Regions from separate parts of the Homo sapiens genome. Here region 2 is linked to region 1. Evidence: chromatin loops called from intact Hi-C (ENCODE). Cell type or tissue: IMR-90. All regions are shown on one strand. Each heading gives the region's core, and the rest is flanking DNA. Links, peaks and the distances in the headings are about the cores only.

Evidence for each region. Peaks named below come from ENCODE experiments on the same cell type or tissue, not always from the same donor. Only the 100,000 strongest peaks of a DNase experiment are listed, where the experiment ranks them.
Region 2: it touches region 1 in a loop (2.2-fold over the local background); 1 of 110 quality-filtered maps calls a loop at or near these places.

The regions. Positions count from the first base shown.
Region 1 is chr2:45,569,602-45,586,298 of GRCh38, reverse strand. SRBD1 (S1 RNA binding domain 1) reads left to right here. Exons shown (of 21, transcript NM_018079.5): 5 at 525-691; 6 at 4,489-4,606; 7 at 6,286-6,424; 8 at 11,576-11,672; 9 at 12,957-13,092. Among named protein-coding and RNA genes, the nearest start is that of SRBD1, 33 kb to the left of the region's middle. In IMR-90, for the core only: a CTCF peak has its summit at 7,661 (motif pointing right); a DNase peak (open chromatin) is centred at 7,668; H3K27ac peaks cover 320 bases.
Region 2 is chr2:45,154,699-45,171,395 of GRCh38, reverse strand. No RefSeq gene overlaps it. Among named protein-coding and RNA genes, the nearest start is that of LINC01121, 92 kb to the left of the region's middle. RefSeq lists enhancers at 309-938, 1,804-2,304. In IMR-90, for the core only: no CTCF peak of the experiment used is centred there; no DNase peak of the experiment used is centred there; H3K27me3 peaks cover 5,739 bases.

The DNA.
Region 1 (16,697 bases), core at 3,352-11,351:
TCTGCTAGGGACAGTTCTTCAAAAAAAAATTATTATAAATAATATTTTCTAGAGGCATGTATATGTTATGATAAATTTCCAGTAGTAGAATTGCTGCTGGGCCAAAGTTTGTTTATGCATTGTAAATTTTCATAGATATTGCCAAATTGCTCACTAGCAATGACTAAAAATGGCTTTCCTTTGCTCTCATGCTGACAAAGTGAGTTACCAACTCCTTGCTTTGCTACCAATATGAGAGATGAAAAGTATATCATTGCATCATTAAAAAGTGCCCTCATTGAACACTGGAATTTGAATGATACAGTGGTTTGGATTAGATTTTATTGAATTTGTGAAATGGCTATTTTACCATTATGATTGTCAATGGATACATGTATTTTATATGGCTTTCTTTTTTTTAAAAAACTATAGCAAGTAGTTTCTAAGTCACTGGAGAACATTATTTGATACTATGTTTTAAATTATACATGATATAGATGTTTAATTTTCAGCATTTTAAATCACTAAGTATCTTTAATTTGCAGGTTTTATCTGAGAGAACTAATATTGAACCTTGGGTTTGTGCCAACATCATTCGTCTCTTTAATGATGATAACACAATTCCCTTCATTATACGTTATAGAAAAGAGCTCATTAATAACCTTGATGCTGATTCCTTGAGAGAAGTTCAGCAAACCCTAGAAGAGCTACGGTAAGAAACCTAAAAAAGAATAAGCCTAGTGTAAGGGGAAAAGGCCAATGAGGAACAGTGAGAAAGTGAATGACGGTATATTTGACAATTTCAACATTTTGTTTCCTTGAATTATTGTAATCTGGATATAGTCCTCTTTATTTAGCGAGTGTATGGAGTCCCTCTGCTGGTGTGTTTATGCATAGCTTGAGCATGTATTAGCAAAAAGGTCATTTGCAGTAAAAGTGTGTGCCTCAGAGTTTGACTGTCATCTTCTTTCATAGAAAAGGTTGGGCATAATGGCAAAATTAGGACTGCCAGCAGGAAACTCAGAAAGTACATTTTATTCTAACTCTTTTAACCACTCACATAAATCTGTCCTTTTAATTTCATAAAGTTCCTAAGTGGAGAGTTCTTTGGCAGTATAGAGTTTGGTAGGAAATATGTATATTTCCTTTTCCCATCTTTTTTTTTTTTCGGAGACAGAGTCTTGCTCTGTCGCCTGGGCTGAAGTGCAGTGGTGCAATCTCAGCTCACTACAATCTCTGTATCCCAGGCTCAGGCGACTCTCCTGCCTCAGCCTCCCGAGTAGCTGAGATTACAGGAATGCGCCACCACGCCCCACTAATTTTGTATTTTTAGTAGAGACAGGGTTTTGCCATGTTGGCCAGGCTGATTTTGAACTCTTGGCCTTAAGTGATCCACCCGCCTTGGCCTCCCAAAGTGCTGAGATGATAGGCTTGAGCCACCATGCCCAGCCTTTTTCCCATACTTTTAATGGTTATGGTAATTTAACAATAGTGGATTGTAAGTTTTGTATGGTTACAGAATGGAAAGTACCTTTTTAAAAAAATTATGCCTCTGGACTCACTGCTAATAACTGAGAAATATGTGTACAAAGACTACAAGACTGACCATATTATTCGATAGGGTTTATTAAAACACTTCACTGCTTATGCATTTATTGCATGTCTCCCATGGGCACTGTGTTAATGTGTACATTCTTCAAGTGTACAAAAAAGATCTGATTAAAATTGGATTATCATTCTACTATGAAGCCATTTTAAAAGTATTAAGGGTAATTTTTATAACAAGCTTGACAAGCTTTCTGTTATTTTGGGGGAACTTGCATCTCACTTTTCTACCTCTTGACGTTCTTTTAGTGTCAGGAGAATTAAAGTGCTAATATGTGGAAAGTTATACTTCATTGAGAGGCAGAATCAATTTGCCAATGTAAAAATATAAATGACTAAATCAAATAGTCTCAGATGCAAATGTTCCAGAGCCAGGCTAGGATAATCAAGCATGGGGAATAAGAATTGGAGATTACAAACCCTGTCTAAGAGGGGCAACCCTTGCTCGTCTCCAGTAGATTACTGTCATGCAGGGTTGTCTGCCCAGTTTGCTGGTTCTTCCTGTTTCTGAAAAGAAGCTGGTAATTTGAGTTTTTACGTAACAAATTTCTAGGCCAAACAAAACCACTCTTGACCACACCTAGAAGGCCAGCAGTTTGCAAATTCTGAAGTAAGCTTTCTGTTTGGTTGAAGGCAAGGTAATTAAGAAAGTCTGAGGGTTTTGGATCTGAAATTGGAGAAAGCCTCACAAGCAAGAAAAGCTTGCTTAAAAAATTAAAGGGTAGTCTAACAATATTTGGTTGTATGGGAGACAAATAGGAGCTGTATATCAAGAATATTATTATTTTCTTTTTCTTTAAAAAACCCTTCTATTGCAAAAGAATTCCATTCTCTGGGTTTCTATGAATAGGGGAATACATTGAATATTAGTAGAGGAGTGAATATTCCTTGAAGTAAGTGGGGGCATTGACTGGAACTTAAGAGATCTTTTTCTATAATACAGAAATTTCTTTCTGGTAATGAGATATGATCTTTATTTTTTCTTGAGCTCAGCATTTTCTATAACTAGAGCATTGATTTTCAATTTGTTAATTGCTACCCCTACATGAGAAGTAAAACCAATTTAATAAGTCATACCACTTAAAAAATGAAATAGTGAATAGAAAATACAAGAGTACATTTATGTGGTAAAGGCAAATATTGTTTCATGAAATGTTTCAATTATGTAGCATCTATATGTATGTATACTGGGTTGCAACGTAAAACATTTTTAAATTCACTGTTGAAAAGTGAATTAAAGAGTATGATTCTGGATAGTAAGAAAAGTTTTCTGTATTTTTCTCTAAAGATAATTCTCTTCTTCCTTATATGCAGGCTAATAGGACAAAAGGAATTGGCTTTTTGTTAAAATGACCTGGTAGGCTTTAGCCCTTGAAAACAGTCTTGGGCTACCATGACTATAGAAGACATACAGGTTGTAATCTAAGTACTGCATATTCTTCTTTTTAATTTATATTCTTCTCTTTAATTTATAGTCTTCTGCCTTTAGTTTTTTTTTTTTAATTTACAAGTAGATTTAATTTTCTTTTCCATCGATCATTTTGAATAAATCATATTATCATCTCTAACTTTTGCCCATCATTTTAGCAATACCATTATTAGGCAGATTCTATAAATAGGAGGTAATACAATAGGATGAGAAGCATTAACTGTAACAACAGGATTGTATATTCACAGTGAAAACCTGTTGTAAAGTGGGGGAACTACTGTGCCCACCCTTCCTTTTGTCGTTAGTTGTTTAGTGATCCCTGTAAATTGATTCCTGGAATCAACTTTTCTACATGGAATCCTGGTTCTTTTTAGTGGGGAATGGTATTTGGAAACCAATTATGGGTGCTAGGTGTGCCCATCCTGAGCAGTGATACTCCAGTAGCAATGAGCATATCTAGTACCTATACCTTGGTTTTTAAGTATCATTCTTCTGATTCCAGGGCTGGGGCAGGGAAACTAGAAGATAAGCCTGAAATATCATATGCCAGAGAATAAGGAAGTGCTCGCAGAATGACAGATACATGTCAAAAGGACACAGAAGCTAGCTTGAAGGGGTTACTTTTGGCCAAATCTGGAAAAATTTGAACATTAAGATAAATGATAGCAATGGATTGTAGCACTAAGTAAAATAAAAAACCATTAAATCTATAGTGATATAAATAAATCAGTGAATAAATTCAAAGTTTAATGAGGAATGGGATAATTATATAGTCTCAAAGTACCTCTCCACAAAATACTTATAATTACAAGAGGAATAAAGAGTACCTGTGTCTTGGAGAAACCCACAGATACTACCTTAATCAAATGATCAAAGTTAATTAGTAATGAGACAAATCAAAATCATTTGTCACCTAATAACGTGTAGTAAGAACACAGTATGACTTCTATGATATTTCTGCCAAAGATGCTCCATCGGTATTTAATTGTGAGGAAACATCAGAGAAACCCAAGCTGCAGGACATTCTACAAAATAACTGTCCAGTAGCGTTCAAAAACATCAAGGCCTTATCAAGGAGAAGAAAATCAAGGAGAGACTAAAATATTGTTTTAGCTTGAAGGAGACTGTAGTTGCATGCCAACTACATGTAACCCATAATTCTTAACTGAATCCACTATAAAGGATATTATTGGGACAGTTGGTAAAACCTGAATGAGCTCTGCATTAGATGGTAGTAATATATTAGTGTTAATTACCTGATAATGATGGTTATTTTGTGGTTATGTAGAAGATTTGTATTTGTAGGAAATCACACTAAAGTGTTGGAGTGCAGGGATGTTAACTTATTCTCAAACAGTTCAGAGACAATAAAGTTCCTTTTACTTTACCTGCAACTTTTCTGTAAGTTTGAGGTAGCTTTGAAAAGAAAGTTTTGACATACAGTTTTGGTATATTACAAAAGTTTCTCTTTTCAGGGCTGTTGCAAAGAAAGTTCATAGTACAATCCAGAAAATTAAGAAGGAAGGGAAGATGTCTGAGTGCTTGTTAAAAGCCATGCTGAATTGTAAAACTTTTGAAGAACTAGAACACGTGGTAAGGAATCCTTTTTATCTTTTAATGTAATACCTGAATATATTGCAATTTGGGTCTTCTTATGATTAAAGAACACCAAGAAATAAAAAGCTAACGTCATTAGCCACCATTATTTAATGCAACAAAATATTTATTCTTTATTCAATAAATATTTATAGAGTGTTTTTTTTGTGCTAGGCACTTGGGTTTACAAAGATGAATAAATACATAGTCTTTGTCTCAAGGAATTTCCAGTCAAGTAGGGAAGGACAGTAGATTATACAAACGTGAAGCTTATCAGAGAGGGCTGAACTAGAGATCCAGATGTGGATGTCTTCAGCCTGTAGTTGGTACGTGAAACCATGAGAATGGAAGAACTCAAGAAGTGTTTGTTAGCAGGTCAGGATTGACCACTGGAGGTTACCACCTTTTGAAGTGTGGATGGAGGATGTGAGAGCATAAGGAGGTAGGAAAAAAATAGAGAAGTATGAGGAGAATCAGGAGATGATGGTGCCCTGGAACAGCAGGGAAGAGAGTTTTAGATGGAGGTCATGATCAGCAGTTATGTGTAGCAGAGAAGTTTGGCAGAATGAAGACTGAAAAAAATATATATATTTGGTAATTAGGAGATCATCATGGATTTTTGTGATATCATTTCCTGCAAGGTATGTGAGAAGAGAAGCCAGATGATGGTGGGTTGGAGAGTGAGTGGATTAAGAAGTAGAAGAATTGGCTGGGCGCGGTGGCTCAAGCCTGTAATCCCAGCACTTTGGGAGGCCGAGGTGGGCTGATCACGATGTCAGGAGTTCAAGACCAGCCTGGCCAAGATGGTGAAACCCCGTCTCTACTAAAAATACAAAAATTAGCTGGGCGTGGTGGCGGGTGCCTGTAATCCCAGCTACTCAGGTGGCTGAGGCGGAGAATTGCTTGAACCCGGGAGTAGGAGGTTGCAGTGAGCTGAGATCGTGCCACTGCACTCCAGCCTGGGCTACAGGGCAAGACTCCATCTCAAAAAAAAAAAAAAAAAAAAAAAAAAAGAAGTAGAAGAATTGACCGGCCAGGTGCGGTGGCTCACGCCTGTAATCCCAGCACTTTGGGAGGCCGAGGCGGGCAGATCACGAGACCAAGAGATCAAGATCACCCTGGCCAACATGGTGAAACCCTGTCTCTACTAAAAATGCAAAAAAAAAAAAAAAAAAAAATAGCTGGACGTAGTGGTGCGCTCCTGTAGTCCCAGCTACCTGGGAGACTGAGGCAAGAGAATCACTTAAACCTGGGAGGCAGAGCTTGCAGTGAGCCGAGATCGCGCCACTGCACTCAGGCCTGGGCGAAAGAGCGAGAGTCCATCTCAAAAAAAAGAAAAAAACAAAAAAAACGAAGAAGTAGAATTATGTGTAGAACACTTTTAAAGGAGCTTGCTTGAGTTGAGGACTTTGCAGTCCAAGCAATGAGTTTTTAAGATGAGTGAAACCAAGCAACTAATTTAGCATATAGAAAAATATAAAGAATAAGATAAAGCACATACCATCTTCATACAGTAAAGCATTTTCAAATTAGTTTTAATTCATCTCTGAAGGAAGAGGAAAAGATTGAGAAAAGGATTTCTTTAGCATTCTCAGCATGTCCTCTAATTTTGTAACCTAGTTTTAACTTTTGTTTTTTTAAAACATAATCATATGTTTTCTGTCTTTATTTTCTAGTCTGCTCCATATAAAACTGGAAGCAAAGGGACTAAAGCCCAGAGAGCAAGACAGTTGGGCTTAGAAGGAGCAGCCAGGGCACTGCTTGAGAAACCAGGGGAGCTCAGTCTGCTATCGTACATTAGGCCTGACGTTAAAGGTACTGGCTTTATTTACAGAGATCAACTTTGTTTCTTTTTTTTTTTTTTTAATTTAAAAACGTATGTTAAAAAACTGTTTTGTTAAGTACTGATTATACAAAAGAATATTACAGCGTATGTAGAATAATTGAAATAAATCCTGACATACCTATTGAGTAGCCATTCAGCTTTTCTCTTTTGATGAAGTGCCTGTTCTAGTCTTTTGCCCGTTTTTCTATTGTATTGTTCTTTTTAAAATTATTATTTTAAAATAATTTTTGTCATTTATATGTGTTGCAAATCTTTTTTCCCAGTTTGTAACTTGTCTTTTCACTTTCTTTATGGCATCCCTTGATAAATAGGTATTAGTTGAGTTTTATTATAGTTAATCATCTTTTAAGATAATAGCTGTATTTTCTTTTTAAAGAAATTCCTTCATATCCCAAGTTTATAAAGATTCTCCTATATTGTCTGTTACAGCTTTTATTTCTGAAAATTTGTTTACTTGCAAAAGTCATAAATACTCTTTAAAAATGTCAAGAGTTTTGACATCCAGGAAGTGTAAAGTGAAGCTCCACTCTCACACTTCTACTGTAGAAGTAAAGTGTATTTTTCTGAAATTTCCCTCCAAGTGTATCTTCCTGTTTTGTGTGTGTGCATGCACAACAGAGAATAAGAGAGGGAAGAAGTAAGGGAGACATATTTCTAAGAAAAACTCAAGGGAAATGACAGTTGATAAATGTCAAGATGCATTGGTTTTATTGTAAAAATGAGTCTTAGAGTGACAACTTTGGTTAAGAGTGGCTTTTTCTCAGGAATTCGCTGTTAGGATTGAGTGGGGAAATTGATGTTTTGGTGGTCTCTACTCTCAAAAAATTATTTTTTTAATATTAAAAAATTATATAGTTAACATGTGCAACATGATGTTTTGATATACATATATTAATACATAGTGAAGTGAGTATTATAGTCAAACTATTCTATACATGATAATCAAGCAAATTAACATATTCATCATCTCACATAGTTACCTTCTTTTGTGTTAAGAGCACCTAAAATCTGTCTTAGCAAATTCACAGTATACATTACGATATTATTAACTGTAGCCCCCGTGTTGTATGTTAGAACTCTAGTCTTTTTCAGCCTATGTAGCTACAACTTTGTACCCTTTGACCTACGTCTTTCCACCCCGCCCCCACCTCCAGTTTCTTTTGTCCTTCTGTGGATCCCATAGGCTGGGACATGTAAATGTCTGTAGGGGGCAGTCTCTGATAACAAAATCCACAGTATGTACTAATCTGTAGAAAATTATAGCATACTATAGCCTGTTTTTATTTTACATAACCCAGCAAATGTGAATTTGTGATTTAAAAAACTGAGTGGGTGTGTCTGTAAAATCCAAATATCTGTTCATACCCAAACACACTTAATCTTAATGTTTGGAGAAGGGCAATAATGAAAAAGTAAAAAAGGATTATGTGAATTTAGAGATGGGTTGAAATGAGTAAAATTCAAGTTTGTTTAATTTTTAATGTGTATTTATAGTTAGATTTCCAAATGGTTGCAACACTTAATATTTTAATAATAGCTAAGACTATAGCTAAGCATTAAGGTTAACCACAGTGGGAAACTGTCTGTGCCCAGTCATCATATGTTTTATTAAAATGGAATGTTGAAACTTTCAGAATGTTAGATGCACAAAGGCTTATCGACTGCTTTTATTTTTATTTTTCTCCTTGTGGTTGATTTTCTTTCCTTCTACTTCTCACTACCTTTGGTACCAAGGTCTCTTGAGTTCTCTCATACACTGAGTTCCTACTGGGTAGGTTTTTGATAACCATATCTCTTTGGATTGTCCTACATGGTGATGCTGCTGGAATATATGACAATGGACACTTGGTGATACTTCTTATAATGTGGATAGTTCAGGGTCTAGCACAGTTACAGTAGTACTGTACTAGCAGACGTGTGAGGACTTTTGTTTGCTTTACTCCCTCTTTCTTTTACCCTGATCAAAAATGTAGAATTATTATTAGTAAGTCTATATAAGCTAGGTACTGCTTTTTTTTTTAAGTTTGATAGGAATGTTTTCTCTTTCTCTTTGTCTCCTCCTCCTTTATGTTACACACAATCATGATCATCCTTAATTTTACTTGTTTTTCGAAAGAAGTTTCATAATTCCTATCATTCCTGAAAGAAATATTTAAGAAACCAGATAGTTCAGTTTTTTTTTTCCCCAGTAGAAGACACTTCTTGCTTGCTTGCCACAGACCAGTAAGCATTTGGTCTGAATCATAAAGCTATACTGTGCCACAAATGGACTATGTCCTGGGAGATCCAAAATACTACTTTCGTGTCCAAGAGGAAGTTCTGTCATACATAAGAAGAGGTAGCTTAAGTGCGGAGAAAGTGAAAAGAAATGTTGGCCTTTCGGTTTTTGTTTACAGGTGTGGAGGTTTGAAGATTCTGTAGCTGGGAAGATTTCATTGTAAGGCAAAGGATATGATTTTCTGGTTCTGTGTACCATATTTCCTCCTGATTTAACTGAGGTGCTAAACTTTTGGAACATCTGTTATCTTGGCTGTATTAAACCCACAAGATCTATTCCCTTTGATTGGGAAAGGAGCTTTTTCAAAACACAGAAGACTTTCCTTTTAAATTATTTTTCTCCCTGGTTGGACTGAGAAGGGGAATGTAATTTGAAAGAGTGTCCCAAATGATTCTGATAATTTCTATCTCCCATTGAGAACCACTGCTCTAGAAGTAGCTCAAGGCATTTCCCTAGTGGCAGTTTTTTAAAGTTGAATGAGTATCAGAGTTATCTGGGACACTCCGTGAAGTACTTCATTTCCACAGTCTAGCCATTCATAGTTTTAACAAGTACCTGGTATGATTTTATTTTTGGGTCCTTGGACTACACTTTACAACATTTCTCTAGCGCTCTAGCACAATTTTAATTAGATTCATTAATTACATAAAGTTTCAAATTATATTCCCCTCTTATGATGGGGGATTTTCAAAGGCCCTTTCTTATTGCAAAGTCTATAATTTCTTCTGTCCTCTGCTTCCATTAATGGTTCTCCCTGTAGGTTCCATCTTTACTATTGAGTTATCACCCTGTTGTTGTCATTAAACTTCATGTGATGATGCTCTGGGATACTTGGAACTCCAGGAATTAGTTCTTGTGAATGGTTTTCCTAGATGAAGACTGAGAGAGCTAACAGAAGAGCAAATGTTTATTGAGTGCTCTATGTGTTATAGCTGTTTTAAGTCCATTAGATATACAGTCTCCCATCTTGTAAAGGTAATTTGTTACTGAAAATTCCCTCATAGGAAAGTTTTCTTAAAATGTAAATAGAATTACTATTAGTTTCATTAGCCACATTTCTTTCTTTAAATTTCTTTAAAATGTAATTGACCGTTGCATAATACAGAGATTAGGGGAACAACCCCCACCCCCCCCGACTCCCTCTTCAAAGTTGAAAATTTAGGTATAACTTTTGACTTTATAAAAACTTAATTGTTAATAGCCTACTGTTGACCTGAAGCCTTACTGATGACATAAAGCTGATTAACACACATTTTGTGTGTTATATGTGTTATATACTGTATTCTTACAATAAGGTAAGCTAGAAAAAAGAAAATGTTATTAAGAAATTTGTAAGGAAAAAATATATTTACTGTTTATTAAATGGAAGTGGATTATCATAAAGGTCTTCATCCTCATCATCACATTGAATAGGCTGACGAGAAAAAGGAGGAGGAGGAGGAGGAGGAGTTGTTTCTGTCTCAGGAATAGCAAAAGCAGAAGTGGTGGAGGAGGTGGAAGGGGTGACGAGAGGCAGGCACCCTTGTTCCAACTTTTATTGTAATTAATCCATGTAGAAGTGCAGACTGGTGCAGTGGCTCACGCCTGTAATCCCAACACTTTGGGAGGCTGAGGGGGGCAGATCACTTGAGGTCACGAGTTCGAGACCAGGCTGGCCAACACAGTGAAAGCCCGTCACTACTAAAAATACAAAAATTAGCTGGGTGTGGTGGTGTGTGCCTGTAATCCCTGTTACTTGGGAGGCTGAGGCAGGAGAATCACTTGAACCCAGGAGGCAGAGGTTGCAGTGAGCCAAGATCGCACCACTGCACTCCAACCTGGAAGACAGTGAGACTCCATCTCAGAAAAAGAAAAAGAAGTGGACCTGTACCCATGTTGTTTAAAGGTCAACTGTAAACATAATTACTTCAGTAGGTAACATAGCTATCCTAACACAACCAAACTAGATATTTTCTATTTATTAATTATGCCATAACAAATATCTTCCTGTCCTCTTTGGCTTTTGTACCTTATTACTTATTAAAACTTTACTTACAGGAAAATATACATATGATATGCAGTGCTTGTGTAATTCAGGTTTAGTGCAAAAAACGTTTCATGCAAATAGAATGATAAAGACAAAAGAAATGAAACAAAGCAGTGCAAATGATCTCTCTCAGTGTAAGTTGATATCAGAAAGACCTTGATTTACAAGATTCATTGCTATAAATTAGCAAATTAGAAATGCTTAAAGAGAACTTAATGCTCATCTGTAGACAATTTAACTGTGAAGAGGAACAACTGCATGAAAACTCTTGTTTTGTGCTTTTGAGATTTGTGAAATTCAAATGGGTCGTTGAAAATGTGAAAAAATGCCCCATAATCCAAAATAGAAATTGCTTCTAAAGGATAATTTTTTAAACAAATGGAGTAGTGTCCCTTGGGTTTTGACTCTATTAATATATATTTCCCATAACATCTTTAGTATTTGTAATCACTTCATAAAGGAGGTACTGTTATGATTCCATTTTTATAGGAAACTGAGGTACAGAGGAGTCAAGTAGGTTGCCCAGTGTCTCACAACTGGCAAATGGTAGAACCAGGATTCGACAAGGCAGCTGGCTCCAGAGATGCATTTTTACCACTGGGCAGTATATTATGTATTATGTCTGTATTATTGCTTTTGGAGACTTGTTTTTGTTACAAAGGGAAGCTAGTATACTGCTGCAATATCTTTCTGTCTTAAGACTGTCAACTTAAGGTTTTATTTTGACTGGAATTAATTTACTGTGATTTAGTTATAGAATTTAAAACCAATCGTATACTTTTTGTTTTTGTTTTCCTTTTTACCCTTCTCCTAAAGGGCTTTCAACGCTTCAGGATATTGAAATAGGAGTGCAGCATATTTTAGCAGATATGATTGCTAAAGACAAAGACACGCTTGACTTCATTCGGAACTTGTGAGTATCTCTTTTATGGAGTTTTCTGCTTTATGGACTCATGCTGTTAAGGGTCACACGGTTAGTGCTAATACCAATGTTCATTAAAAACTTTGTTTTCAGACTTTTTTTTAAAGTAGCAAAACTCTTTGTTCAAACAACAGAGCCCAAATATATAAAACAGATAAAAGTAAAGTTGTTTTAATTGAATTCTGGACAGGGAGCCTGGAACTCTGCCTACTCACCCTCCTTACACTGAGGCATCTCAGTGGAGGGGCCTGATGAGTTTAAAAACCATTGCCTTACACAATATATACGAAGAGAGATTCATGTCCTTTAGAGTGGCATTGCTTTTTAAACATGTTGATTGTGATGTATGCTTATTTTATAGTATCTCGTTTCTGGTGTTTACCAGTGATTGGCTTTACTTGAGAATGTGTAATATCAGATATGAATAAAAGTACTGACCTCCAAATGATTTTTAGCTGTTGAGGAGAGCAGCTTATCTATGGCATCACAGTCCCAATTTATCAGACATTAAAGATCTTTGACCTAGAGCCTTCTTGGGCTTATGGATTTTATGCATCATTAAAAAAACACATTAATTAAAAACCCTATTTTTGTATTATTTTGTTCTTTTTCTGCTGTGTATCAGAAGACAGGTTTCTGCTAGAGGTTTGTTCTTCCTCTCTCTCCCTCCACATATCTAGCTGTTTGAGCTGTGCAGAGGAGAGGAAAGGAGGAGATGACCTAGTTGACTACTGTTGCTAGAAAGAACTTTTGTATTTTCTCAGTGGCTCCAGCAGGAATGAGTTGAAGCAAAATAATTGCTCAGGTTTTAAAATGTGTTTTTATAAGTAATTATGCCACTTAAATTTGGTTCAGTATTATAAATTGTTATTGGAAGCTGTCCTGACACATCCTTTTGTTTCTCTTTTTTTAAGTTTTTAATTGACTGTGACTGTCTTAGTGATTAGAAAAGTCTGATATTTAGATCAGAGCTATTGGTTTGATTTCTATAGATAGTTTTGATCTTTTGCATAATTGCAGATGGTTTCTGAATTCATTTAGGCATTTTATGGGAAGATTGAGTAGATATATAAATAGATCTGGAGGACTATGCTAGTATGAATAGGCAAAGAGTCCTTTTGATGGGGTAGTAATATCAATTTCATAGCTGGGCATCATTAAAAAAACTCACTTGGTAATGGCTTAACTTTTTTTGCTATCCTTATTTCTATATATTCTTTACTAAAGCACAAATTAATAACTGCTTGTTTTTTGAACACTTGTGTATCTGAACAGGTGCCAGAAGAGACATGTTTGTATCCAGTCATCTCTGGCAAAAGTATCCTCAAAAAAGGTAAATGAGAAAGATGTTGATAAGTTTCTGCTCTACCAGCATTTTTCCTGCAACATAAGAAACATTCACCATCATCAGGTAAATAAAGAAACTGCATGTGCATGCTGATTTCGTAATAATGATAATATTTTGGATTTGCCTGCTACTTTACTAAGAATTTAAATAATTTTATGTCAACTGTTTTCTTTTTTCTTTATATAAATTCTTATAATATTGTCATATCCTTGCCGCTTCACAAATTGGGAAGTAATGACCCGGAGAAGTTAACAAGTGACATTGAGAATTATTAGCAGAGCTGACAATATAACATTTTAGGTATCTTGACTTTTTGGCTGGTGATCTTTTTGTTAGACTCTGCTTCCCAGTATCCTTATATTTGAGCTCAATTCTGGATCTCTTCCCTGTGAAATACAAATATGAGATATCTGATTTAGAATAAAGTGTGAGAGGTCTCATTTACTTATATAAATCAGTCATTGTATCTCAGTGTTTTAATTTCATTTTTCAGTTTACTAATTTTTTTTCCTAAGTGTAGTCGTAGGCTATATCTACATTGTGGAATGTGGCTTTTAAATTACATAGGGCAAAAAGGAGATAAAAACCAAAAATACAGTAACACTGGCGTTTATATTTACATATATCATGACATTTATCAGTGTTCTTTATTTCTTTGTATGGCTTCAAGTTACTATCTAGTGCCCTTTCATTCCAGTCTGAAGCACTTCCTGTAATATTTCATGTAAGGCAGGTCTACTAGTGACAAACTTCCTAGTTTTTGTTTTTCTGGAAAATCTTAATTTCTCCTTTTTTAAAAAATTTATGTTTAATTGTGGTAAGATGAACATAACATAAAATGTACCATCATAACCATTTTTAAGCATACAGTTCAGTAATGGGAAGCATAGTCATATTGTTGTGCCACCAATCTCCAGCAATTTTTTTATCATGCAAAACTGAAACTCTATGCCCATTAAACATTTCATTCATTTTTTTATAGAGAGTTTTTAAAATATAGAATTCTTGGTTGATGGTTTTTAATTTTTCCCTTTTAATACTAAATATACCATCCACTCTTATGGTATGGCCTCCATAGTTTTTTATGAGGAATCAGCTGTTAATCTTACGATGCCTTATTCATGACAAGTCTCTTCTCTCTTGCTGCATTCAGGATTCTCTGTCTTTATCTTTTGACAGTTTGATTATAATGTGTCTTGTCATGGGTCTTTCTGAGTTTATCCTACTTGGAGTTTATTGTGATTCTTAGACGTGTAGATTAATGTTTTTCATCAAACTTAAGAAATTCTTCATAATAATTTTAAAAAATATCCTTTCTGCGCCTTTCTCTCCTCTCCTGGGTCTCCCATTATATGTAGAGAGTATGATTGATAGTGTCTCACAGGTCTCAGCCTCTGTTGCTTTCTTTTCTTTATTTTTTTCTTTTTTCTCTGACTGTATATTCCCATTTGACCTATCTTCAGGCTTGTTGATTTATTCTTTGTATTCAAATTTGCTGTTGAACCCCTGGCACATTTTTATTTCAGTCATTGTACTTTTCAGCTCCGTAATTTCTATTTTGTTCTTTTTTATAATTTCTAACTCTTACTTTTCTATATGGTTGAAAGATCATTCTCCTGGCTTTCTTTAGGTCTCTGTTCATGATTTTCTTGAATTCAGCATATTGAATAGAGTTAATTTAAAATCTTTGTTTTGTAAGGTCAATGTCTAAGCTTCCTCATGGACAGTTTTTTTTTTTTTTTTTTTTTTTTTGGTAAAGTCTGGATATGTTGTATTTTATAACTTGGTAACTCTGGAAATCAGATTCTCTCCCCTCCCCTGTTTGTTGTTGCTGCTTGTTTTGGGGTTGGTTTGCTCTAGTGACTTTTCTAAGTATTTTTGTAAATTTTGTTTGCTATGTGTGGCCACTGAGGTCTCCCTTGTTAGCTTAGTAACCATCTAGTTATTTAACAGAGATTCCCCTAAATGCCTGGAGCCAAAAACAAAAACAAAATAAACCCTAAAAGAAAAAAATCCCCTAAAAGAAAAAAACCCAAACTCTCCCAGACTTTGCAGATTGGCACTTTGTTGGGGCACTCCTTCAACACTTAGTGAGGCCATTAACAGCTCTGCCGTAGCCTTTTCTTCCTGTTTGCATGGAGCCCAAAGTTCATCTAGAGGTGAAAGCTTAAGGTTCCCTCAGATCTTTTCAGAGCATACACCTAGCCCTCAGCATGCCCAGGAATTTTAAAAAGCCCCTTTTCCCTCAAATATCTCATTTCCAAGTTTATTTTTTCACAGGTTTTTTGTTCTCTGTGTTAGTTGCTCCTGTATTATCCCTTACCCCTCATGGCTGGGGCTAATATATTTGCCTTTAAGTACTTTTGACAAAGGCCACCTGGGAGGCTTCTTCTGTCCTGAGTAAGTTCCAAGGCATGTGAAATAAAGACAAGCCCTTGAGTCAGTTCCTCAGGGACACACCAGACATCAAAACACACAACCATAGTTATTTGAGAATAAGGTCCATATTGCTCCTTCTGCAACCTGCCCTAGGAACGTGGGCTGTCATCTTCAGAGGCCACTGCTGAGCTGGAGACTGGGGTACGTTAAAAGTGCTCTCTTATAGAAATTCTGCAACTTCTTTCTGTGTTTCTTTCGTTGTTATAAAATTTTTATTAGATTCCATAGTTGCGAAAAAGTTAATTCTGACAGTTTTTGCTACCTTACCAGTTACCTTTGTGGAGGGATGGAATTTAGAGTTCCCTACTCCACAATTTTCAGTGATGTCACTCCTAACAACGTCTTTAAAATACAGTATCGCACACTCCTCATTCTATTCCAGAGCTGGAGTGTGGCTTTTAACGTTATATAAAGTTTTCTTTATTACCTTGTTTAATGCTTTTTATCCTGAAGTCTGCTTTGGTATTAGGATTGCCTTGCAACCTGTGCTTTCTTAAAGGAAATTGACCCCACTCTCCCTACTCTTGTTTTAATCTCAGCCCTACAATTATATTAAATGCTTGCCCTTGGTCCTTTTGCCAGAGCTTTCCAAAGCCTTTAGAGTGAATGAAACTTATTCTGTAGTCTAGTATACAGTTGGTAAACTTTTTCTGTAAAGGTCCAGTGAACAAATATTTAAGGTTTTGTGAGCCAGATGGCTTTTGTTGCAACTACGCAACTGCTGTGTAACACAAAATCAGTCATAGACAATGCATAATGAATGAGCATGGTTGTGTTTCAACAAAATTTTATTCACAAAAACAGGTGGCAGGCTGGATTTGACCCATGGGCCATAGTTTGCTAACTTCTGCTCTAGTGAATGTCTGAAGAAAGGTATATGTGTACAATATTCTCTGAGTTCTTACACATTCAAAATTGTTTTCTATGGCCTTAACACTTGAAGGATAGCTTGGCATGGTATAATCACTTTTGTTTGCATTTTCTTTACTTAAGTTTCTTGAATATGTTGCTCTGCTGTTGGCTTCCTTTGTATGTTATATTTGAGAAATCTGATGCCAGTATAATTCTCTGTCTCCTAGAAATGCAAAGAGGTGGGTCCTATGTTGTGTTTTATTTATTTTCTTTATTGGTTTTATAGTTTTTTGAGAAAGGAAGGGGGAGATTTGAAATTAGGAAACTGCCAGTGTTTTTCAAACGCGGAATTTCTCAATAAATAATTTTAAAATTTA
Region 2 (16,697 bases), core at 3,192-11,191, 410 kb after region 1:
TTTCATTATTTCCACAAAGGCATATAGAGTGTGTACATTACACACAGCAGTATAATTGAGCTGAACTGGCCTGGTGCCGCGTTTTTGCTGACTCAGCACATGGTTTCTCTTTCCCAGATTACTAAAACAACTTTCCTCTGAGGTAAAAGCTCCGCAGAAAAGCAAAGGGGAATAGAAATACAGAGGGGCCTTATTTTCACCCTTAATTATACCAAGTCCAAAGGCAAATGCAAAATCAGATCGAACTTTTTGAGGCTTCAAAAATAAAAAAATGTCCCCCTTTGCTTCTCCTCCCAACCCCTGCGCCCGTGGGAGTCACAGTAAATTAGAACCCAGCTTGTTTTTCAGCGATGAATTTGCACCGGGCCTCTTGCGCTTGGGGTGGCGTCCTCGATGCGGATTGCCCGTGCCTTTTTTACGCTTTGTGTACGGTATTTTAAGCGAGGCAGGCCAACCTCGTTTTGTATGGACTTGCACCAGCAAACATTTAAGAGTTTCGCATCAAGGATACTGCATATCCCAGACACTGCGTACAAACTTTTAGGACTTGGGGTCACAGCACTTGTTCCCCTTCTCCGCCCGCTTCAGCGCTAGAGCCTGCAGAGATTTAGGGTCATGTGTGCGCGCCGGCCCACAACATACTACTAAGTGGCAATGGCCGGTTCCCAGACGCATCCAACATCCTTCAAGTTCGGTTTTCTGCTCCCTAACACACTCAGCCATTGGTGCAGCGGGAATCACTGGGCTCCGATTAGCACGCGGGACAGAGGCAGGCGGAATACTGTGAACCTCCGGTCTGCCCCCCTAAGCCCCTCATCTCCCCCATGACCCGCTAGCTAATCAGTGCAAATGCCGTAGGAGGCCAGGCCCGCAACTGGCATTCCAGAGAGCGCGGACCACCAGCCGAGCTTTAAATAAGTGCAGATGTGACAGGCAGGGGAGACCCAGGGAGGGCCGCCTCTCCCGCCCCGCACCTCCCTCCAGGCTCAGGCCGGTGCGCCGCAGGCAGCAGCCATGCACACAAGGCGCCCGCGGGCAGTAATGTTGCCCGGGACTGGGGCGCACACCAAGTGACTGCAAAGGGAACGGAGGCCCGCGAGTTCGAGGGCAGCGCTGGAATGGTGTGAGCCCCGTCACCCATCCCTTCCTTGGCCCTACGGCTTCTTCCTGAAGAGGCTGGGGGATAGCGGCCCATCCTCGCCTCCACCCGTCCGACCGTCGGGAAATCCCGAACCCGGCTGGCTGGAAAGCCGGGAAGGTCTGGCTCATCCGCCGCAAGGCCTAGCCCCACCGCCGACAGCCGGGAATCGCCCCCACCCCACACGGAAATGCACCTTTCCGGTTCCCAGCCCCGAGCTGGGAGCCGGGCGAGAGGGCGAGGTTGCAGGCGTCTCTGCCTGCGGGCGGCGGTGTGCGGTCCTGGGCGTGCGGGCCGCGGCGCGGGGACAGCTCAACTCCAGGACAGCGCCACGCGACCGCCACCGCGGGGTGGGGCCTGACCCGGGGCGAGAGACCGCCCTTGGAACCGCGACCCTCAGCCTCCGCTCTAGCCCGACTGCTGGCTCCGTATCTACAGGGCTGGTGGGAAAGCAGAGAGAAGGAGGAAACGGACCCTGGCGCGCCCCGGTGTTTCGTCTGCCCGGAGCTAGACTCCGACTGTCTTCACAACTACCATCCCCAACTACCCTACCTCGGGCGGCTCCACTCACTCCATACCGGCCCGGGTCTCCCAGCCCGCGCGGCCATTCTCGCCTACGGTCTCGCCCTCCAACCCGGGCTCAGCTTCGGGTCGGAGCAAACCCGCTTTCGCCCGTCCCCGCCCGTCTCCGCGGGTGCCATTCCGTTCGCCCAGAGGGTGGCGGGGTTCGGAGCTGCAGAACACTTGGCTGCTGCCCGCCGACCTCACCCCACCAGCCCCCCCGTCTCCCCGTCACCCCGGTTCCCCAGTCCGTGGCGCTTCCCTCCCTCCAGTCCGCGCGCCCGGCCGCCGCAGGAGCGGCTCCCCGCCTTAGCCCGCAGGCCGCGAGGTGCACGGCCCTCTCTACCGAGAAGCCTGACCGCCCCGGGCCTCCCCGTCGGCCTCCAGCGCCTACACCCGTTTCGGCGCCCACTCTTCGTTCTGCGCCCCTAGATGCCCATCGGCTGCGGGAGAGGCTCCCGGAAAGCTCGGTGGGGCCCCGCGCAGAGCCCGCCCGCCGGAGCCGCAATGCTGCCATGGTTTCCCCGCGCCACCAGCCAGGCAAGGCGCGGCGCGAAGGGCTCTGGGAGGAAGCCGTCGGCACCTGCGGGCACTGCACCCTCCACTCCCCGCCTGCCGTCCCCCGCCTGCCGTCCCCCGTCCGCAGCGCCCACAGCCACGTGCGCGGAGCGGAGCTGCTCCCGGCCGGGGGCAGCCCAGCCCCCGGCGCCTGAAGGGGCCGCCGCGCCCGCCCCGCACCTGCACCCTCCTCTCCCACTTGCCTTTCCATCTGCGCGCGGAAATGCCACGGGCTTAGAACAAACTTTTATTTTTTTTCAGCGACATTCACGAGAGAGACGAATAGGACACGGTCATCCGAGTGCCGAGGCGCGGAAGCGCGAACTGCCCGGAGCGACCTGGCTTGGCGCACAGACTCATTAACCAAGCCCGAGAGGAGGCAGCAATGCGTGTGCGGGAAAGGGAGCGGTTCTCAAAATACAAAGTGATAAAACAGCTTCCAGTTATATTGAAAAACGATGCAAACCCTCAATTCCTTTTTTTTTTTTTTGGACCTGGCCGGACCTGGAAATGCCGGTTATAAACAAGAATAAAAACTTGAATTTATTGGTGGAAGTCCTGTTAAAAGAGCTCAACACAAGCATATGAGACAAACTGCAAGGTGATGAGACGACCATGCTATACATTGAGGGGAGAGTCGAATGAATTTTTCTATTATTTTGTAAAGTGCAAAATTTAGCTAAACAAATTTAGCTAGTGCAAAATTTGCTGCAGGTTTCCCTACAGCAAACGATCTCAGATAATATGGTTACTTTCCTAATGTAAGAATTCTTGGTGATGTATCACCTAAAACAGCACTCACAAGATTTCTGATCATGTAACATAAACAGCAGGACATAACCAAGCTAAAGAGCTAAGTCTCCTTGTGTAAATACTTAATTCCATCATTCAAAAATAGTTGTTGGTTTGTATAGTAAATCTAAATCACCACAGGGCCAAACATAGCTGCCTTTTCATGAGTAGTATCTCAACTTTCCTCCAACCCCAAAGAAGACAAACTCAATGTCAGTATTTTGTTCTTTAGCGGGGAATAAATTGTTCTTTTCAGCCGCTTGAGGTGCTCCGGAATAAGATGTTCGAAGCGTTTCTGTAAGGATAGCCTGGCTGATGGTGCAGGTGTGGGCTGATTTAAATTACTCGCTTTTGTGTTTTTCCACAGGGTCAAATGTAGGCACTGATTTTAGGGAAGGCAGAGAAAGTAAGACTTCCTGAGTTAAAATGCCCATGTGCCCAGCCTCAGATAAAAAAGAGAATACAAACCTGACAAGGCATTAGCTGATGCATCAAATGATGTGCCTATCAGCATGCATGTCATCAATAAAAAAATTATTTAATATTTGCATTCAATTAGTCAAATGATTCCACCATTTTAAGAATTTTCACATATAAGAAATTAGTAAAATAATCAGTCAAATATTCTACACTCATTTAATGGTAAATTATCGAGCAGCAGTATCCTTATTTAATTTGTAGGTGTATTTAATAGGGAATTGGAGTGGTTAAAAATGGAGTGCAAGAATTTCAGTTAATTTTTCTAGACTAGTGGCAAATACTAACAAAATTACTCAAGCATTTTTTAAAAAAATCATTTTGGAACAAAAGACTAACTGTAGGAAACAAGATCAGAACAGACTTAAATTAACATCTGAAGACATTAAGGAACTGAGTATACGGTTTCTTAAATGACAAAAACTCTTAGTGGCCTTTTAAAATCTCTGCTAAAACACATAAAATGGGCTGCATTAAGATGGTTATTTTGTCTTAGGTAAGTAGAATTTCTTGTATACCATCATAAGAAACTAAAAGTGATGTTGGTTTTATTCCCTAAGTACCAGTAATTTAAATTCCCTGAATATAATTGATCTCATTATGTTGAATCATAGGACATAAAAGCTACTGGGGAATCTCTTTATATATAATTATGCAGATAAGTAGAAGTTTTTAAGTCACTAAAAACTAGACATATAAATTTTCTGAGTTGAAGGAGCGACTGTAAATCTATCTTATATAATTTTCTAGCCATCTTTTAGTATGAGATAAATTATAGCATATAAACATCCTTGGGATCAGTTTTATTATAAGGAAATTATTTTCTTTGCTGTCAGGGATGCCCATGAGGGCAAATTTTTATTATATTATTGAGAGCTGTTAAATTTGATGATTAAACAAATAACTCCAAACCACTTCTCAGAAAAGTTCTCAGACTATTAATAATATTTTACTTCTGAGAAATGCATTTAAAAATATAAAATTAGTGGCATTAATATTGAATTTTCATAACCAAGAATCTGTGCATAGAACAGGAAATATGTGCAAATAAAAAGTAAATATCGAGGTCCAGGTGGAGAAGGACATTAAAAATTATGCTTGGCAGAAAAATAATCTATTTTACCAACAGTTCTTAAGGTCTGCCCTTTACGATGATGAAACTGCCCAGGCACCCCCTCACCAGCCTCAAACAATTGCAGCTGTGTGTATGTGTTGTGTTTTTTTTTTTTTCCATTTCAATCTCCATTTAGCCTTTGCAGAGTAAAGAAATAAAGGAAGAATGAAAATCTTGAGCTACTCTGACACTTATAAGGACTTATAGTTTATTAATTGGAGAATTTAGCTTATCCCCCCTCTCTATTCATCTGAAATTAATTAAGTGTGTAGAATTACAAGGTGGGTGTATCCGAGACAGCAGGCCCTGCTCGGACTAATCAAAAGGGCACATGTTGAATGAGCACAATTTAGTTAAGGTTAATCCAGTGAAGATGATACCTCCCTGTTCTTAATTACTCTAGGTGATAGATTGTGGAATGGGAAAGTAGGAAGGAAGGGAAATTCAGTCCTACTGAATACCAGGATTTTCTAATTTAATTTAGCTCTCTGTTTTCACAGAAGCAAACAGTCTCCATTCAGAGAGCAGGACCACACTCTGGGTTCTTGTTTAAGGTGAGTCAAAGAAAAAAAAAGTTATTTGCATGTGTGTTTTTGAGAAAAAGTCTTGGAAACCAAATATGAAGGTTTCAAAGGTGTTCTTGATAACGCGCCTTTGATTACAGACGTGTCAGTTTGAGAATTTTGTCACAGCTCAGTGGTTTCTTTGTGATTTCTGCTGGTGGTTGCTTACTTTGTTGAACTCTCTTCTGAGTGCCGAGACTGGTGAATATGCTGAAATAAATCGACATGTTTCTATACCTACAAGACTGCATTAAAGAAATGAATATATCTGTATTATTAAAAAGAATACCATTTAAATATCAATAAATACAGAACTAACCACCATGGATGAATCGCATACACATAATACTGAGCAAAAGAAGCCACACGCAAGAATATGTACTTTATGCTTCCATTTATATAAAGCTCAAAAACAGGCACTAATCCCTAGTGTTACGCTAGCCCCACTATAGTGAGGGTAGTGGTTACCCTCAGAGGAGTAGTCAGTGACAAGTTTCTGGGGCACTGATAATGTTCTGTTACATAGGTGTGTTTGCCTTATGAAAACTCATTGAGCTTACACATTTGTGAACTTAAGACATGCATTTTTTCTGTATATATGTTTTATTTGAATAAAACGCGTACTTTACAAAATGAAAATGAATAAGGGAAAAAATACTAAGAAGTAAAGGCATGGAATTGTGAGCCAATATATTTTTAAAAGGCAGAGAGGTTGGAGCTGAGGGCTGAGGATATAATTCCTAAAGAGAAAAAGAAACGCATGAAAACATCTGGCAAAATATTATTAGCAAGGTTTGAATGTGTTCACTTTGCCACTTTAATATCTACCCACCCACAAACAGAATACTACTCAGTATTCATTCCTCACCAAATATAGGGATCTTTCTTGTTTCTTTTGCATGTGTTAAAGTCAAAGTCTGATTAAGGTGTTTAAGAATCTTATTCTTTGTCTGTGTTTAAGATGCAGCACTCCCTGATCCTAAAAATCAAAAACAAAAAAAGCTTATTTTCTCCATGCATGTGCATTAAAAAATCATCAGATGATTTTCTCATTTTCAGTTTTGTGATATATTTTCTTCTTGAGAGGGGATATCTGTTTCTGATTTATTAGCATTTGATCCCCTAGTTTCCTGCCATTGATCAAGCCTAATACTTAGTTCAGCTGATGAGTTTTATATGAAATCTGATATTTCAGGGAGATGGAAGGTTGAACCCATTTTTAATATTTGTTTGCCCTTCATCTCTTTCAGCGTTTGACGTGCACATGAGACACCTAACAAAGCCTGAAACTAAATTTATTTTTCACTACATCTCTCTGGTATCAAACTTTTGGAAGTAAAGCATGTATTTATCAATAAAACAGATGTTTGCCCAGCATCATCCACATCCTGTCTACTGTATGTATACATTTACACTCTCCCACCAAAACATGCCTTCACCCCACTCTTGACCGGCTGTCCGCCATTCAATCTCCAGTGAAGTCTCGGTCAATAAGGTCAACTCCCTGGAAACATCTGCATTTGATCAGTTTGCACAAAACGGAGGCCTTCTTGATACTGGACTTCCCTGAAGTCAGCTACGACAATAGTTGATTGACCACTACTGCCCAGGCCTCCCTCAGGAAACCCTTTTTTTTTTTTTTAATCCCCCTCAGAGACTGTACAATGCCGAGACTAACTCCTGCTCTAATGAGCGGAGGGGCATTTGCAGCTCTGCGTCTCCCAAGCTGGCATCACACTGGGGGAAGAATTTCCATTAACCAGAAAGATATTCTGTCTAGTTATTGCTAAAGCTAGGACGACTTGCTGTCCTTGATCCATTTCGGGACTGGGAAAGAGTACCAAATGGAATCTGATCAGAAAGTTGTCAACATGTTGTCAGTGTTTCAACCATTCCAGACCTGGTAGGGGCAGTTCTCTGCTCCCAGGTGCACATCAGGGAGGGATTAGCATTATCCTGTATGTGTGTTCTTTTCTCTCTCTCTTTTTTGACCATATTTTCAGCATTTTATGGTCAACATGTTATTCCAACAGAAATTCTAAAGGATAACTCTAGAACCTTTTTGTCTTTAAAGCAAAAAATAACTCTTAGGATAGTCAGATAGCCCCAGGATTGTATTTTTATAGGCAGAATATAAATTTTTAAACACTTCAGTAGAATGACAAATACAAAAGAGAATGACAAATACAAAAAAAGTCTAGTGTAACCTTTTAAATTAAACATCAGCCCTATGACAGCATGAAAAAAGTTTCATTAAAATTTGGGGCATCATTAAATTCATTCGATTGGTAGAGCATTTAGAAAATCCCCAATCGCATTGTTTACAAAATTTGCTTGCCACATTTTTTTAACGTTTGGGGTTTGACCGTCCTTTATTTACAAAGAGGGTAGAACAAGAGACTGAAAAAATTAATCAGCTCCATTTCCACTGAAGGGTTTTTTGAGCTTAGTCATAGGTACCGAGCAGGAGGCAAGAGACCCACAGCACAGACCCGGCCTTCAGGAGCTGTTGGTCTAGTTGAGGGAACAAAACATGAATACCTGAAAATATACAGACAGGAAAGCAAGAAGTCTCAGGCAGCCAATAAGTGGTACAGCTACAAACATGCAGATTGTCCATCCTTCCCCATGTGAAACACATCAAAACTTGTTTTCAGTTTAAGACAACACTGGCTCTTGGTTTAAGCCGTCTCTGTATGTGGTCCCCTCTCAGATCTCAGTGCTGCCTGTCACTATTGCTTCCCCATCACCCCATCCTCAGCTGCGTATTGGGGTTCAGACCAACCTGCATTACACCCCCAACAGTGCTGGGCTGTAGGGCAAGTTACCACACCACTCTGCACCCTAGGTCCCTCACTCGTGAGTGATAGAACTGTCTCACAAAACAGACTGTCAGGAGGATTAAGTGACACAGTGTATGCAGAGTGCTTAAAGCAACACCGAGCGTGTACGTGGTGCTCGGTGCAGTCAGTGATGATCAGTGTTCATATTTCTGCCGTTGCCCATCCGTCCCACATCAGCCAGTCCTGCTGTGGTCAATATCTGCTGATTTTATTTGGATGAAAATGAATTTGTTCTGAAATGCTTCCATAAGCTGTTTTTTGAATGTTCATGGCTTTCATGTCTACCAGCTCCCCCAAACACAACCTTCTTCACCAGAGATGGAAGTCACAGTGTGATTCACATCACTGTGTTTTCCCCAAAGGGCAAAATAACAGACTGTACAAATAAAGGGACAGCTTTCCCCACCACAATAGGATTAACTTTCAAAGGTCTTGCAATGGATGTAGAAACCCTTCTTGGCACCAAGGCTGACATTTGGTCCCAAATGTCACTATTCTGGAAAACGTGATTTCTTGCAGTTTTCACTGGCCTTATTTATGCAACTCAAATGCTTTTTCTCACATCAGATTTTCACCTCAATCTAGTCCCACAGTCTCTTAGTCATCCCTGCTTCTGAACTGCCTGATGGCCAAAGGACCCCATGACTTTTCTCCAGGATTCTCCCTTCTTACCCCTTGGATGCGGCCTTCTCCTGGGGCTCTTTTCTTCCCCACGTCTTCTGGGGCTGCCTTTTGCTCTTCAAGATAATGTGCATCCCCCTCACCCCGACTCAGCAGCTTTCTCCCCATGGTCCAAGCTACTCCTCTTTCCTTCTCTCTTGGCGATATGCACCTTCCTGCATCACCAGCCTCTGTAACCAACTGGCTTCCGAATAAAATCCTAGTTGTCACCTTTAGGGTTGTAAGCCTTGGCCATCCTGGGAGCTCTTCTTTCAAAACCAGCCTTTCCCAAGTTTCTCCCTCAGGCTTTCTCCTCCAACCAAGCTCACTGTACCCTTGGCCTTGCTCTGTCTCCCTTCTCAGGCTTTCTTCATACCTGAGGAAAGGTATACTTGTCTGGTCCTGAGTGAAGGGGTGGGGGGCTTCAGGGAGTGAGGAAGGATAGGCTGGAGCCATGACTCCTGGCGTCCCTTGGTTCGTCCTGACTTCCTCCTTATAATGATCTATTAAAACAGTTCTGGAGCCTGTGGTAACCACCTCCCTCAGAATCTCTCCTGGGACACCTGCCCACCAGCACCATCCAAAAGCACAGTACTTTCCAGGTGAGTGTGTTGAGACTCTCCCTTCTCTGGCAATGGAAACACCTTCCCTTTTGTGTCATGTCCTCAAGGATGTTTCTTGACAAGAGCTGCACTTAATTCAGTTCTTTATAGAACCTGGCCTCTTGCTATCATTGGATTAAAAGTCTCATTCAATTATGTTAAATGCAATTAATTTAAAATGTAAAGATAACTTGGGTTTGCTCTTAGAAGTGAAGGATAAAAAAGAGAGGATGCTGAATCTCTGCTCCCACAATGGAAAATGAATGTGATCAAGGGAGGTGTTAGGGTGACCAGCCCTGAAGTGGGGAACTCCCCTGGGAGAAGCCAAAGCTTGTTATGTCCCAGCAACTTTGGGAGATGGAAAGAAGTGTTCACAACAACTCCTACCTACTTTGATGTGCAATTTCCTAATCTTTAAGCAATCAAGATTTTGAAAATATTCACACACTACTGAGTAATTAATTACTCAAAAACATCAACTTAACTACATTCTCCCTAACAAGTAAACATTTCGTGCACACATAAGCAATTCAAGTCTTCACAATTCTAATATATCAAATTCCCCTAATTGTTTTAAATGCCTTAACAAATAAATCGACAGTAATTTGATGATTGCAAAACTCATCAGTTTACTTACACAGTCTGTTACAAAAGGGCTAACACCACACACTTAAATGTGATTCTTTTTCTTTGTTTTTATTCAGGTCTTTTTTTGTCGAGTTGCGTATGATTTCTACTCAACTATCCTGATGAGCCATAATTACCTTTTCAGCTGAGCTAATGTTGCAAATACAGGTGGATGGTCTTAATTCAGGACAGGGGATAAGGGAGTGGAGTATACTCTCCAAAATGCTGCGGCTCAAGGGCAGTGTCACACAGGCTGGGCACCTTGTGATGCAGAGACTTTGTTCATTGCAGCAGAACTATTCAAAACATAGGCTCTGGCCAAACAGATGTATTTATTTATTTATTTTGAGATGCAGTCTTGCTCTGTTGCCCAGGTTGGAGTTCAGTGGCACGATCTTGGCTCACTGCAACCTCCACCTCCTGAGTTCAAGCAATTTTCCTGCCTCAGCCTCCCAAGTAGCTGGGATTACTAGCATGCTCCACCATGCCTGGCTAATTTTTGTATTTTTAGTAGAGATGGGTTTTCACTGTGTTGGCCAGGCCGGTCTCGAACTCCTGTGATCCTCCCTCCTTGGCCTCCCAAAGTGCTGGGATTACAGGTGTGAGCTACCGCACCTGGCCAACAGATATGTTGTTATGGTTTTGATCTTAATCTTTTCCCCCAGATAATGCTTGTTTTGAGTATCTTCCCTTGCCAAACATATAGTCTGATAGAAGTCAACTTTGTAACTGCCCCCTCTGAGTGTCTTCTCTTTGTTTTACAGCAGGTATAAGCCCATTTTGCAATTGCTGGTTCCCAATGGGCCCTGTCCTGATTCTATTTTTGATTCAGGTACTTGGTAAATTTGGATTACCAAAACTATAGAGTTGCGGTGTTGATGTTCTGTATTCCACTAACTAACTACAAGACAAGTAGTTAGTTGTCAAGTAGTTAGTGACTTGCCTAGACAAGTCACTTTCCCTAAGCTCCAGTTTCCTGTCTTAGACACCATCTCTGAAGTCCGGTCACATCTAACCATCTGTGACACTGATGCTTGAATTCTCAGTGGCAAATTGTATGCCACATACCACATATGCTGAGGATGTGGACCTTCAGGGGTTGGTGTAACCAGTGCAAGCTGGAGTTAGAAAAGCCCTGCGATGGAGACCATGGGCCAAGCAGAATCTTGAAGAAGGGTAGAATTAGATTGAAAGAGAAAAAAAGAAAAGACAGTCTAGAGAGTGGGGGAAACAGGAGCAAAGGCCTGGCAGCAGGAATTAGTTGGCCCCATGAAAGTGGCCTGCAAAGTAAAAATATTCAAGAGGAACCATAGTGGGTACAATTACCACTAGGATGGGTATGATCATTTAGTGAAGTTGAACTTGGACATGTCTATCCTGGCAGCTCTATTATCTGTTACCTAACATTCTTCCAACTTGACAATTGCTTATAAGATTTTCTTTAAAGATATAATTTTAAATCCAGACATACCTTCGTAAAAGGGTGTTGAGTCTATGTTCTCTGTGCCAGAAGTTGGAGGGGAAGGCTGCTATCTACCAGACCCTGAGCTTTATGAGTGCCACGGCTCTGCCACCTTTCCCTCTTCATACCCAGCCCCTGTCCTCCTGTTGCAGTTTTCTGTTGTGGCATAAGCAATGCCCCCCAACACACAAGGGCTTAAGACAACGATTCGTTATCTCTCATGATTCTGCAGTGGTGTGTCAGGGTTCAGTCAGGTGGTTCTGCTCCACTTAGTATTAAATATAAGTGGGGTCACTCCTTGACTACAGTCAGCTGCTAGATGGGCTGGGCTGGAAGGCCAAGGCAGGCTTCTTTCAATGTCTGGTGCCTTGGTGCTTCTTCATGTGGCCCTTCCTTCTGTCGGGCTTTCTCCCCACGTGGTGGCTCTATTAGGGTGGTCAGACTTCTTACTCGGCTGCTGACGTCCAAGAGAGAGGAAGCAAAAGTTGTCTTAAGAAAGAACTGTGGCCAAGTGCGGCGGCTCACGCTTGTAATCCCAGCACTTTGGGAGGCTGAGGCGGGTAGACCACCTGAGGTCAGGAGTTCAAGACCAGCCTGGCCAACATGGTGAAACCCCTGTCTCTACTGAAAATACAAAAATTAGCTGGTTATGGTGGTGTGCACTTATAATCCCAGCTGCTTAGGAGGCTGAGGAGGGAGAATCTCTTGAACCCAGAAGGCAGAGGTTGCAGTGAGCTGAGATCATGCTATTGCACTCCAGCCTGGGCAATATAGGAAGACTTTGTCAAAAAAAAAAAAAAAAAAAAAAAAAAAAGAAGAGAAAGAAGAAAAAAGAATAAGAAAAAAGAAAGAAACTGTGTTTGGGAGTTCCAGAATGTCATTTCCACGGCATTCTATAGTTAAATCAAGTCACAAGGCCAGCCCAGATCAAATAGAGATCTTGATGGGAGGAAAAGCATGCCAGGAAGAATTGATGGGATGGTAACTATATATATATATATATATATATATATATATAATTTGTGTGTGTGTGTGTGTGTGTGTGTGTGACAGTGTCTTGTTCTGTTGCCCAGGCTGGAGTGCAGTGGTGCAATCTCGGCTCACTGCAACCTCTGCCTCCTGGATTCAAGCAATTCTCCTGACTCAGCCTCCCAAATAGCTGGGATTACAGGCATGTGCCACCATGGCCAGCTAACTTTTCTATTTTTTTGTAGAGACAGTGTTTCGCCACGTTGGCCAGGCTGGTCTCAAACTCGTGGCCTCAAGTGATCCTGATGGTAACCATCTTTGAGGACTGTCTACTCCATCTCCTCCCACTGAATGGTTGTTCATACAAGTTGCTAGAATAATTCAAACAACAGCGGGCAAATAGACCTCAAAGCCAATACCAATCCCCATGCCAGGTGTTGGAATTTCCCATCTGTGAGCAATGGCAATAAATGCTGGTGGTTCTGCTCATTTCAACTCTTCACCCTACACCTTTGTTACTGCTCTGTTTTTTAAGTATCAGTCTTTCCTCCCCCTAATTAGTCCAAAAGCTCACAGGACAGGGGCCACCTGTTCTTCTCTTATGTGACTAAATTTACCTCGAGTCAGGATGGTAGGTTCTGAAGGAAGTTGAATTTGTATAAAAGTCCGTGCATTCATATTTCTTGAGCACTAACTAAAGGTGTAGAGTTTAGTTATAGCAGTGAACAAACAAAACCCCCACACTCATGGAGCTTACACTGTTACTGAGTAATAATAATAACAATGATGATAATCATATCTACTATGTATTAAGCACCTATTCTTTCTCTACCAGATATTATGCCTGTTGTTTGACTTACATTGTGCTCTTGATCCTCCCAACAGCTCTATTGTTGTCTCCATTTTACAGAGGAAGAAAATGAGGCTTTAAAAAGATTATGTAATTTTCCCCCAGGCCACAGAGTTTAGTAGTGACAGAGACAGGATCCAAATCCAGGACTATGAGGCTCTAAAATGAGGTCCATAACTTCTCTTCTGATACTAGTTAGCAGAGCAGAATGTTGATTCTCAGTGCAGTTTTCAGTTATCCCAAGAACATGATGATATTGCCAAAACAAAAATAGTAGGCAAGCACATGCAAGTGTGCATGTGTGTGTGTGGTCACGCACATGGGTGAAGTGGTTGGTGTTGGGAAGCCTAACAACTCTAACACTATAAAGCAGTGGTTCCCAAAGGGGTCCATGAGTCAAAACTATCTTCATAACAGTACTAAGACATGATTTGCCTTTTTCATTCTCATTCTCTCATGAGTGTACACTGGCATTTTCCACAGCTCATATGATGTGTTATATCACAACACCCTGGATGCAGAAGCATATATGAGAATCAAGCCGGCTTCTAATAAATCAGACATTTAAAAGATTTTCAAAAACTGAAGTCCGTGCCAGGCTTCTCACTAGATTTTGCTGCTAGTTCTGAATATGTAGTTATTTTTCATAAAAGTGTTATTTGTGTTAATACATAATGGATTTATTATTGTTATTTTTAATGAAGTAATGTTCAAATTTTAATGAGGTAATAACTGGTCCGTTTTTCTCAGTCTTAATTGCTAATATGGAAATTATTGATAGATATAATTCATATAAGCAAACGCTCATTGGAATCCTCAGTAATTGTTAGAGCATGAAAAAGAGTCCTGAAACCAAAGAGTTTGAAAATTGCTGCTGTAGTGTGTTGCAACTGGGAGAAAAAAAAAGTTGGACGCTAAAGATGTAAGTCTTCTTCCTGAGTTTTGGGGAGCATTTTCAGAGATCTAAAGGAGGTGAAATGAGATTCTTCAGGGTTAAGAGGAGAGAGCATCCTGGAACCATGAAGAATGCTTTGAAAGTTAGAGTCAAGCTGCATGTTCTGTTCTCTCCTACCCCCGCAGTCCAGAAGTCCTGGCAGAAGCTTAAAGGTGAGACATGCTGTGCCCATTGCAGATTATGGCAGTAGCCATTTGCTAAGGAGACTGAAGCTCTCTTTTGCGCTGGAGAGCCAATGCTTTAGAAAACACTGCTGTGGTGGACAAGTGCATGGCCCTGACATCTGAGAGTATTGTGTCAGGGCTGATCTTCATACACCCAATATCTACAAACAGATTTGATTCAGAAAAGAACACAGGCAAAGCAACATCTGCTTATCGTCTTGATTCTCTGGAGCAGTTAATCCTTGGCTCTGAATGAAAACTGGGAAAACAGAGGCTTGGAAGCCAGATGCTACAAATGAGGAAATGCATTGCTTTGTCATTGCTGAATGAACCCCCTGTCTTTAACTCCAGCTCCCTGCATTTGGGGTAAATAATCTCACTGAGCAACTTGATTAGATCTAAGCCACGCATTTAGTTTTTCCTAAAACATTTTTGTCACAGCCGTGAAGATGTGAACGAAGCATCTACACAAGTGACTAGGTGTACACAGCCCAGCCTCACCTGATGTGACCTTCAGTCAGAGAAGCAGAAGATGCCTACAGACTGGCAAGTGCATGGAACCAGCCCCAGGCTAAACAGTGACTGCTAAAAGGCTGTTAAGTGTGCAAAGGAGCTCATCCCTAAAGGTGGGATTCCAGGCCCTGAGACAAAGTGGAATAAGGTGAGTCCAGGGAGAAAGGATTCATGGCTCATGAGGAACAAATCATTGCTTCCCTGTAGAAAATGGGCACCATAGTTCTCTTTGCTGTCACCACTGCCAGCATCTCCTTTTCCGCTCTTCTTTCCTACTCCTTGCTTGTTTCTTGTTTCCCACTCTAATTTCAAGGCCATTTTTTCTTTCTACACTTTTGCTTCCTTTTCTAGGCTTGGGGCCTGGAATTCATGGCACTTCTGGAGACATGAGGTACCTTCAGTTTCAGAAAATAAGAAGCATGTGAATCTCATCTTGGGTAGGTTTTCTTTAATTTGGTTAGGATAGTGATACTATCTTTATACAATCCCAGTAATGGAGATGCATGTATCTGAATATTTAGTGTCATGCCAACCACATGTTGAATTGTTGACAACACTTATCTCAAAGGCTCTTAAGATGACAAGGTAGTGCACCTCCAATGGAGGATCCCAGGCAATGAGACAGAACAGTGTGAGTGACATTCAGGGTAGAGGAGATATTCCAGCCCTTCTCCAGTTACACCAAATGGCCAACCATCTAGTTCAATTATGTAAAAGGCAGCCTGCATCAATGTTCATCTGCATATGAGATTTGCTTGTAAACTAAAATGACTTCTGATAAAATTAGCTTCTACAGCCAAGAGATATGGGGCCTTTAAATTTCACATTAGTAATCTTTTTTTTTTTTTCAATTGAGCATTCCTCCAGCAAAAAAGTGACCTCTTAAGCTCTTAAGGCCCCATCTGTAAGAATGAGTTGACTGGGTGACTTAGCTCCATGAACGGAGAGGTAGAGCAGCATTCATTTATTCATGCAACAAATACTTAATAAGGGGTGGCGGGGGGGGGGGGCTTTCTGGCAGAATGTGGGGAGGGGCAGGTATTACTAGCTTTATTCACACTTCAGATTGAGCCTCCTGGGCAGCAGGACCTGCTTTGCAAACACAGCCAGAGTCTCTGAGAGAGGTCTCTCTGCCTCACAGTGAAGAATTAACCTCCAGAAATCAAGAGAAGAGGAAGAGAAGAAGAGTCTATAGGCTCCGTAATGTCAGCTTGCCATTCAGAATGGTACAGCAAGCAAAGTCTTCCTTCCCTTGCTTTGCCTTCTAGAATTTGGCAGAAAAGAGCCCTCAGAAGCTCTGCATGAGCATGGCCACTTCTCTCTTGAGCAGGTCAAGCGGGAGCCCTCTGCTCTGAGGCTGCTTGGAAGGGAGTTGGAAAGGCCCTTCCAGGCTCGCCCCTCAGCCTCTCTCTAATGCTGGCTTACTCTCCTGGTCCAAGCACTGGATCAAACTCCGCTGGGAAAAGAACCAGATTAAGTCCTATGCAGGCATTAACCCTCAGTGGGACAGTGGTGAGGAAGCAGCAGCTGGTAAAAAGAAAAAGAGAGAAGGAAAGAAGAGAGAGAAAAGAAAGAAAGAAAGAGAGAGGAAGAAAGAAAGAAGGAAAGAAAGAAAAAAGAAAGAAAGGGAGAGAAAGGAACAGAGAGAGAAAGAAGAGAGAGCGAGAGAAACAAAAGAAAGGAAAGAAAGAAAGAAAAGAAAGGGAGAGAAAGAAAGAAAAGAAAGGGAGAGAAAGGAAGGGAGAGAAAGAGAGAGAAAGGAAGAGATAGCGACAGAAAGAAAAGAAAGAGAAAGAGAGAGAGAGAGAAAAGAGAGAGAGAGGAGAGAGAAAAAGGGAGAAAGAAAGAA